2 separate regions of the Homo sapiens genome follow, and region 1 is linked to region 2. A link is an interaction called in ENCODE POLR2A ChIA-PET data of the cell type or tissue named here. Cell type or tissue: B cell. All regions are shown on one strand.

Evidence for each region. ChIA-PET counts read pairs that join two places held together with the same protein. Peaks named below come from ENCODE experiments on the same cell type or tissue, not always from the same donor. Only the 100,000 strongest peaks of a DNase experiment are listed, where the experiment ranks them.
Region 1: POLR2A ChIA-PET joins it to region 2 with 5 read pairs; 3 of 35 experiments call an interaction of 5 or more read pairs at or near these places.

What each region holds. Positions count from the first base shown.
Region 1 is chr22:41,638,079-41,643,078 of GRCh38, forward strand. The region is part of intron 6 of XRCC6 (X-ray repair cross complementing 6); the gene reads left to right. Among named protein-coding and RNA genes, the nearest start is that of XRCC6, 19 kb to the left of the region's middle. In B cell, no CTCF peak of the experiment used is centred here; no DNase peak of the experiment used is centred here.
Region 2 is chr22:41,420,995-41,425,994 of GRCh38, forward strand. No RefSeq gene overlaps it. Among named protein-coding and RNA genes, the nearest start is that of TOB2, 23 kb to the right of the region's middle. In B cell, no CTCF peak of the experiment used is centred here; DNase peaks (open chromatin) are centred at 1,947, 2,436 and 4,897; H3K4me3 peaks cover 769 bases; H3K27ac peaks cover 1,713 bases.

The sequences.
Region 1 (5,000 bases), 220 kb after region 2:
CTGTCTTCCTCTAAAATAGTTTATTTCAGGATAGCAGAAGCTATTTGCTGCTTTATCTCTGGCAAGAGCTGGCATGATATTTCTCTAAAGTAACACAGCCCTCCATTTCGTGGGGGTAGACAGTTATGGTCTAAGAGTATCCTTAGCTGTACTCACTAGTACAGTCATGTGTTAATTAATGATAGGGATACCTTCTTAGAATTGCGTCATTAGGCGATTTTGTCATTGTGCAAACATAGAGGGTACTTCACACACCCAGAGAGTACAGCTTGACTACACACCTGGGCTGTGTGGTTAGCCTGTTGCTCTTAGGCTACAAACCTGTATAGCATATTACCATACTGTTTACTGTAGGCAATGGTAAGTATTTGTGTATCTAAATGTATCTAAAGGTATAGAAAAGGTACAATAAAAATATGATATAGGCCAGACACGGTGGCTCACGCCTTGTAATCCCACCACTTTGGGATGCCGAGGCGGGTGGATCACAAGTTCAAGAGATTGAGACCATCCTGGCCTACATGGTGAAACCTTGTTCTCTACTAAAGATACAAAAATTAGCTGGACGTGATGGCGCGCGCCTGTAGTCCCAGCTACTCAGGAGGCTGAGAATCGCTTGAACCCAGGAGTCAGAGGTGGCAGTGAGCCAAGATCATGCCACTGCACTCCAGCCTGGTGACAAAGTGAGACTCCGCCTCAAAAAAAAAAAAAAAAAAAAAAGAAATATGGTATAAAGATAAATGGTATACCTGCATAGGGCACTTACCACGAATGGAACTTACAAGACTAGAAGTGGCTCTGAGTGAGTAGTGAGTGAAAGTGAAGGCCTAGGACATGACTGCATACTTTTATATAACTGGCAGCACAGTAGGTTTGTTTACACAGCATCACTACAGATGCATGAGTGATGCCTTGTGCGACAAACTTACGACAGCTATGATGTCAGTAGGTGACAGGAAATTTTGAGCTTCATTATCATCTTAACAGACCATCATTGTATGTGCGCCCTATTGTTGACCAAAATGTTAGTGGTGCATGAGTGTGCATTATTTGCTTTATTCTTCTCTGTAAATTGGTGACAACAATACCTGCCTCATTAGGTTACTGTGAAGAGTTAGTGAAGAGCACAAAACAGAGCCTGTTAGGGAGCAAAAACTCATAAATGTTAGTTATGATCATTGTTAAAATTGTGTCATTCTGATTTCTTATAAACCTGAGACCAATGGGAACCAGATTGCTAGATTCTTTTTCTTTTTTTTTTTTTTTTTTTTTTTTTGAGACAAAGTCTCACCCTGTTGCCCAGGCCAGAGTGCAGTATGATCACAGCTCACCTTAGCCTCGACCTCCTGAGCTCCAGTGATCGCCCCATATCAGTGTTCTGAGTAACTGGGACCACAGGCGTGTGCCACCATGCTCTGCTGATTATTTTTTATTTTTATTTTTATTTTTTGTGAGATGGGGTCTCACTGCTTTGCACAGGCTGGTTGCAAACTCCTGGGCTCAAGAAATCCTCCCATTTAGGCCTCCCAATGTGCTGGGATTACAGGCGTGAGCTACCATGTGTCCATGTGTAGCCTAGATTCTCTCTCTTTTTTTTTTTTTGAGATGGAGTCTTGCTCTTTTGGCCGGGCTGGAGTGCAGTGGTGCGGTCTCAGGTCACTGCAAGCTCCGCCTCCCGGGTTCATGCCATTCTCCTGCCTCAGCCTCCTGAGTAGCTGGGACTACAGGCGCCTGCCACCACACCCGGCTAATTTTGTATTTTTAGTAGAGACGGTTTCACCGTGTTAGCCAGGATGGTCTCGATCTCCTGACCTCGTGATCCGCCCGCCTCGGCCTCCCAAAGTGCTGGGATTACAGGCTTGAGCCTCTGCGTCCGGCCTAGATTCTGTTTTTTTTAGAGAGCCTTGATATTAGAATCCTAAAGGTTACTCATTGTTTCTTCCTAAAGACCTACAGCCTTTTATTTATTAAGAGACGGTGTCTCACTCTTGCCCAGGCTGGAGTACAATGGCACCACAGCCTACAACTCCTGGGCTCAGGCAGTCTTCTGTGGTCTTCCTGTCTCAGCCTCCCAAGTAGCTTTTTTTTGAGACAGAGTCTTGCTCTGTCGCCCAGGCTGGAGTGCAGTGGCGTGATCTCAGCTCACTACAAGCTCCGCCTCCCGGGTTCATGCCATTCTCCTGCCTCAGCCTCCCGAGTAGCTGGGACTACAGGCACCCGCCACCACGCCGAGCTGATTTTTTTGTATTTTTAGTAGAGACGGGGTTTCACCGTGTTAGCTAGGATGGTCTTGATCTCCTGACCTTGTGATCCACCCGCCTCAGCCTCCCAAAGTGCTGGGATTAAGGGCGTGAGCCACCACACCCTGCCCCAAGTAGCTTTTTTTGTAGACTTGGGGCTCTTGGTATGTTAACCAGGCTGGTCTGAGACTCCTGGCCTCAAACGTTCCTCCTCAAGCTTTCATTCTGGAGTGGTTTCCTCAGTATAGGGGTCCATGACCTTTGGTAACTTTTAAGCAGTTTTTAAGAGTTTACTGACAATTCTACCAGAAAACCCAAGAAATTTTTTTGAGGAGACCTTGAATCACTCATTGCCACAGTTGTAGTTTTGTCATTGTTCTCCTTTTCCTCTTGGAAACTATTTTTCTTTCCTCAGACAAGTATCTTGTCACCTCTTCACCTGTCTTGAAATGATGCGATGTTGTTTATACTACAGTTTGGAAGTCTACTACACATTTTGGTGGAGATGGATGGGGAGGATAGAATAGTGGGTAAATGTAGGCCTTGTTGTCAGATTGTTTGGATTCTAGTCCTGGTCCCTTTGCTATGCGACCTGACTTCTCTGAGCCTTAGTAAAATGGGAGCAAAAAATGGTACCTCCTTGGGTAGGTGCAGTGGCTCACGTCTGTAATCCCAGCATGTTAGTAGGCCGAGGCAGGAGGATTGCTTGAGTCCAGAAGCAAGACCAGCCTGGGCAACCCAGGGAGACCCTGTCTCTCTTTATTAAAAAAATTAAAAAACTGTACTTTCACATAGGATTGCCGTGAGCATTAAATGAGATAACCTAGGCATAGTGCTTGGCCCGTGGTAATTATTTATAAATGTTAGCTGTTCTTATTTTGTGGAACAGTCATTGTAGGATGGATACTTGATATAAATAATAATAAATTGGAGATATTGAGAACTAACAATGCCTTAGGGCTAAGGCCTAGAAAAATATTAAACTTACGCTTTTTAAAAAATTTTTAATTTTTGTGGGTACATGGTAGGTGTATATACTTATAGGATCCATGAGATATTTTGGTATAGGCATGCAATGCGTAATAATTACATCAGCATAGATGGGTTATCTATCACCTTAAGCACTAATCCTTTGTATTATAAGCAATCTGATTATACTCCTTTAGTTATTTTAAAATGTACTGTTATTATTGACTATAGTCACCCTGATCTGCTCTAAAGTATTAGATCTTATTCATTCTTTCTATTTTTTGTACTCATTAACCATCCCCACTGCCCCATCACTACCCCCTTACCCTTCACAGCCTCTGGTAACCATCCTTTTCTGTGTCCATGAGTTCAATTGCTTTACTTTTTATCTCCCAGAAATAAGAACATTCAAAGTTTGTCTTTCTGTGCCTGGCTTATTTCACTTAACATAGTGAAACAACATTGCATAGTGAATGCAACAACATTTATGTTGTTACCAATGACAGGATCTCCTTTTTTTTTGAGCCTGAGTCTTGCTCTTGTTGCCCAGGTTAGACTGCAATGGCGCGATCTCGGCTCACTGCAACCTCTGCCTTCTGGATTCAAGCAGTTCTCCTGCAGCCTCCCAAGTAGCTAGGATTACAGGCATGCACCACCACGCCCGACTAATTTTGTATTTTTAGTAGCGACACAGTTTCACCATGTTGACCAGGCTAGTCTCGAACTCTGGACCTCAGGTGATCCACCTGCCTCAGGATCTCATTTTTTATGGCTGAATAGTACTCCATTGTACTACACTTTCTTTATCCATTCTTCTTTTGATGGACACTTAGGTCGCTTCCAAATCTTGGCTGTTGTGAATAGGGCTGCAATAAACATGGGAGTGCAGATATCTCTGATATACAGATTTCCTTTCTTTGGGGTGTATACCTAGCAGTGGGATTGCTGGATCATACAGTAGTTTTCTTTTTAGTATTTTCAGGAACCTCCAACCATTTTAACTGAGGTGAGATGATATCTCAGATTATGTTAGAGTTTTTTCCTGTAGAGTTGTTTGGGTTCCTTATATATTCTGGTTCTTAATCCCTTGTCAGATGGATAGTTTCCAGATATTTTCTCTTCTCTTTGTCGATCATTTCCTTTGTTGTGCAGAAGCTTTTTAACTTGATGTGATCCTATTTGTCCGTTTTTGCTTTGGTTGCCTATGCTTCTGGAGTATTACTTAAGAAATCTTTGCCAAGCTCAATGTGCTGGAGAATTTCCCGGTATGATTTTGTGGTTCCACATACATTTTAGGATTGTTTTGTCTATTTCTGTGAAGAATGTCATTGGTATTTTGATAGGGATTACATTGAATCTGTAGATTGCTTTGGGTAGTCTGGGCATTTTAACAATATTTAAACTTACTGTAGCAATCTATAGAGTGAGACCCTGTCTACAAAAAAAAATAGTTACTTTTGAAGATTGTGCAGTTTTGTAATTGGTTGCATTTATCGTCAACTCTCCTTCAAGCAGCCTTTAGACACTGATTTTCACATCTAAGAAGCCACCAAATGGTTGATGTTGTTAGTAATGCATCTGTTACCAACACTCATCTGTGAGTCACATCATGCATTTCCAAGTTGATCTGAAGGTATATTAGGTGCTTGCCCCAGGAACCAAAATTTCTATTTGTGGCTCTGCTCAAAACCAGTGTTGTCTCCACGGTGTGAACCTGTATATCTTCGAACTATACAGACACTTGTCTAAACATGTTCTTTTCTTTAAATACTGCTAGGTGTTCCACAACAG
Region 2 (5,000 bases):
CCTTAAATATTTTAAAATAAATAAAATTGGCTGGGCGCGGTGGCTCATGCTGTAATGCCAGCACTTTGGGAGACTAAGATGGGCGGATCAACTGAGGTCAGGAGTTAAAAGACTAGCCTGACCAACATGGTGAAACCCTGAAAATCTTCTAAAAATACAAAATTAGTTGGGTGTGGTGGCACATGTCTGTAATCCCAGGTGCTTGGGAGGTTAAGGCAGTAGAATTGCTTGAACTTGGGAGGCGGAGGTTGCAGTGAGCCGAGATCACACCATTGCACTCCAGCCTGGACAACAAGAGTGAAAGTCTCAAAAATAAAATAAATAAAATTATAATTTGATAAATTTTGTATACCCATGAAAGCATCACTACGATCAAGGTAATGACTATATCTCTCACCTCCAAGTTTCGTTATTCCCTGCCATTTTAAAAAAATTTTATTATTATTTTTTGAGACAGGGTCTCACTCTGTTGCCCAGGCTGAAGTGCAGTGGCTTGATCTCAGTTCACTGCAGCCTTTACCTCCCGGGTGCAAGTGATCCTTTCACCTCAGCCCCCAAGTAGCTGGGACTACAGGCACGTGCCACCACGCCCACCTAATTTTTATATTTTTTGTAGAAATGGTGTTTTACTGTCTTGCCCAGGCTGGTCTTGAACTCCTGAGCACTTTGGCTTCCTAAAGTGCTAGGATTACATATTCCCCTTTTTAAATTCCTCCTGCTTGACCCCGCCATCCTTGTGTCCCCAGGCAACCACTAATCTGCTTTCCTTCGCTACAGGTGAATTTGCATTTTCTATAAATGGAATCAGATAGTACCTACTTATTTTTCTTTTAAGGTGTGGCTTTCAGCCAGGCATGGTAGCTCACACCTGTGATCCCAACACTTTAGGAGGCTGAGGAGGGTGGATCACGAGGTCAGGAGATCAAGACCATCCTGGCTAACACGGTAAAACTCCGTCTCTACTAAAAAATACAAAAAATAAGCCGGGCATGGTGGCGGGCGCCTGTAGTCCCAGCTAATCAGGAGGCTGAGGCAGGAGAATGGCATGAACCCGGGAGGCAGAGCTTCCAGTGAGCCAAGATAGCGCCACTGCACTCCAGCCTGGATGACAGAGAGAGACTCCATCTCAAAAAAAAAAAAAATTTTTTTTTTGGGCCAGGCGCGGTGGCACACACCTGTAATCCCAGCACTTTGGGAGGATGAGGCAGGTGGATCACCTGAAGTCAGGAGTTCACAACCAGCCTGACTAACATGGTGAAACCCAGTCTCTACTAAATACAAAAAAATTAGCCAGGCATGGTGGCACATGCCTGTAATCTGAGCTACTTGGGAGGTTGAGGCAGGAGAATCACTTGTACCTGGGAGGCGGAGGTTGCAGTGAGCTGAGATTGAGCCATTGCACTCCAGCCTGGGCAACAAGAACAAGACACCGTCTCAAAAAAAAAATTTTTTTTTTGGCAGAGCATGGTAACACACACCTGTAATTCCAGCACTTTGGGAGGCCAAGGCAGGCAGTTCACCTGAGGTCAGGAGTTCGAGACCAGCCTGGCCAACATGTTGAAACCCCATCTGTACTAAAAATACAAAAATTAGCCATGCATGGTGTTGTGTGCCTGTAGTCACAGCTACTCAGGAAGCTGAGGCAGGAGAGTCACTTGAACCTGGGAGGTGGAGGTTGCAGTGAGTGAGCTGAGATTACGCCACTGCATTCCAGCCTGGGTAACAGAGTGAGACTCCGTCTTAAAAAACAAATTTTTTATTGGTGTGGCTTTTACTCAGCATTATTATTTTGAGATTCAGCCATGTTGTGTGTGTCAGTAGTTCATTTATTTTCATCACGAATAGTAGTCCATAGTATAAATGTGCCACCATTGGTTCAACCATTCACCCATTGAAGGACATTTGGGTGTTTCCAGTTTGGGGCCATAACAAATAACGCTGGTATGAACATTTGCATATAAGTATTTTATTTTTCTTTGAGACAGGGACTCACTCGATTCCCCAGGGTGGAGTGCAGCGGTACGATCATGGTTCACTGCACCCTCGATCTTCTGGGCTCAGGTGATCCTCCCCGCTCAGCCTCTGAAGTATCTGGGACTACAGGTAGGCACCATACCTGGCTTAATTTTTAAAAAGGTTTTTGTGGTTTAGCTGGGCTTGGTGGTGTGTGCCTGTAATCTCAGCTATTTGGGAGGCTGAGGCAAGAGAATCACTTGAACCTGGGCGACAGAGATTGCAGTAAGCCAAGATGGCACCATTGCACTCCAGCCTGGGCGACAGAGCAAAATTACATCTCAAAAAAAAAGAAAATTCTGTAGAGATAGGATCTTGCTATGTTGCCCAGGCTGGTCTCAAACTCCTGGACCCAAGTGATCCTCCCACCTTGGCCTGCCAAATACTTGGGATTATAGGCATGAGCCACTGCACCTCACAAAGACTTGCATGCACTTGGCCTTGCATGCAAGTCTTTATAAGGACATAACGTTTATTTCCTTCCCCCTTTTTTTTTTTTTTTGAGACGGAGTCTCGCTCTCATTGCTCAGGCTAGAGTGCAGTGGTGCTATCTCGGCTCACTGCAATCTCTGCCTCCTGGGTTCAAGTGATTCTCCTGCCTCAGCCTCCCAAGTAGCTGGGATTACAGGCGCCAGCCACCACGCCCGGCTAATTTTTGTATTTTTAGTAGAGATGGGATTTCACCATGTTGGCCAGGCTGGTCTTGAACTCCTGACCTCAGGTGATTGGCCCACCTTGGCCTCCCAAAGTGTTGAGATTATAGGCGTGAGCCACCTCACTAGGCCTTATTTCTTTTTCCTTTTTTTGTTTTTTGAGACGGAGTCTTGCATCTCGCTCTGTCGCTCAGGCGGTAATACAGTAGCAAGTTCTCTGCTCACTGCAACCTCCACCTCCTTGGTTCAAGCAATTCTCCTGCCTCAGCCTCCTGAGTGGCTGGGACTCCAGGCGTGTACTCCTACGTCCGGCTAATTTTTTTTTTTTTTTTGAGATGGAGTCTCACTCTGTCGCCAGGCTGGAGTGCAGTGGCACGATAGCGGCTCACTGTAACCTCCGCCACCGGGGTTCAAGTGATTCTCCTGCCTCAGCCTCCCGAGTAGCTGGGACTACAGGTGCGTACCATCACGCCCAGCTAATTTTTGTATTTTTAGTGGAGATAGGGTTTCACCGTGTTGGCCAGGATGGTCTCGATCTCTTGACCTCATGATCCACACACCTCAGCCTCCCAAAGTACTGGGATTACAGTCGTGAGACACTGTGCCCAGCCTATTTCCTTTTCTTGTGAGGAGATAGGAATAGAATGGCTGTATCACATGGTAAATGTATAACTTCTTTTTGAGCCCAGGTCTCACTCTGTCATTCAGGCTGGAGTTCAGTGGCCCACTGCAGCCTTAACATCCCAGTCTCAAGCAATCCTCTCACCTCAGCCTCCTGAGTAGCTGGGACCACAGGTGCCAGCCATAACACCTCACTAATTTTTTTTTTTTTTTTTTTGAGACAGAGTCTTGTTATGTTGCCTGGGCTGTAGTGCTATGGGGGAATCTCAGCTCACTTCAACCTCTGCCTCCCAGGCTCAAGCGATTCTCCTGCCTCAGCCTCCCAAGTAGCTGGGACTACAGGCACACACCACCATGCTTGGCTAATTTTTGTATTTTTAGTAGAGATGAAGTTTCACCATTTTGGCCAGGCTGGTCTCAAACTCCTGACCTAGTGATCTGCCTGCCTTGGCCTCCCAAAGTGCTGGGATTACAGGCATGAGCCACCACGCCCAGCCCACTAATTTTTTAAGTTTTTGTAGAGATGGGGTCTTGCCATGTTGCCCAGGCTGGTCTTGAACTCCTGGGCTTAAGTGATCCTCCCACCTCAGCCTCTCAAAGTGGTAGGATTACAGGTGTAAGCCACCACGCTTGACCATTTTTTGTAGAGACAAGGTCTTCTCACTGTGTTGCACAGGCTGGTCTTGAACTCCTTGGGCTCAAACAATCCTCCCACCTTGGCCTCCCAAAGTACGGGGATCACCGGCATGAGCCACCATGTCTGGCTGTATGTTTAACTTTTTAAGAAACTTCCCGGCCAGGCGCAGTCGCTCACGCCTGTAATCCGAGCACTTTGTGAGGCCGAGGCGGGCGGATCACAAGGTCAGGAGATCGAGACTTTCCTGGCTAAACGGTGAAACCCCATCTCTACTAAAAATATAAAAAATTAGCTGGGCGTGGTGGCGGGTGCCTGTAGTCCCAGCTATTCGGGACACTGAGGCAGGAGAATGGCGTGAACCCGGGAGGCGGAGCTTGCAGTGAGCCGAGATTGCGCCACTGCACTCCAACCTGGGCAACAGAGCAAGACTCCATCTCAAAAAGAAAACAAAAACAAAAAAAAAAGAAGAAACTTCCCTTCTGGCCGGGCGCGGTGGCTCACGCCTGTAACCCCAACATTTTGGGAGGCCGAGGCAGGTGGATCCCCTGAGGTCAGGAGTTCAAGACTAGCCTAGCCAACATGGCGAAACCCCGTCTCTACTAAAAATACAAAAAAATTAAGTGATGTGGTGGCAGGCGCCTGTAATCCCAGCTACCTGGGAGGCTGAGACAGGGAGAATTGCTTGAACCCGAGAGGCAGAGGTTGCAGTGAGCCGATATCGAGCTACTACACTCCAGCCTGGGCAACAGAGCGAGACTCTGTGAAGAAAAAAAAAAAAGAAGAAACTTCCCTTCCACATTATTTTCCAAAATGGTTGTACCATTTTACATTCTCATCAGCAGTATATAAAGTTACTAATTCCTGCACATCTTCACCAGCATTTGGTGTGTACAGTCTCTTTCATTTTAGCTGTTTTAATAGGTATGTTCATTGTGGTTTTAGGCGGGGTGCGGTGGCTCAAGCCTGTAATCTCAGCACTTTGCGAGGGGTTTTACGTTTCTGCCTTCTGGAAACCTCTGTGGTTTGTTGAAAGAGTCACTTACACTTGCTGTGCCCTTGGCTTCACCCTTCACTCC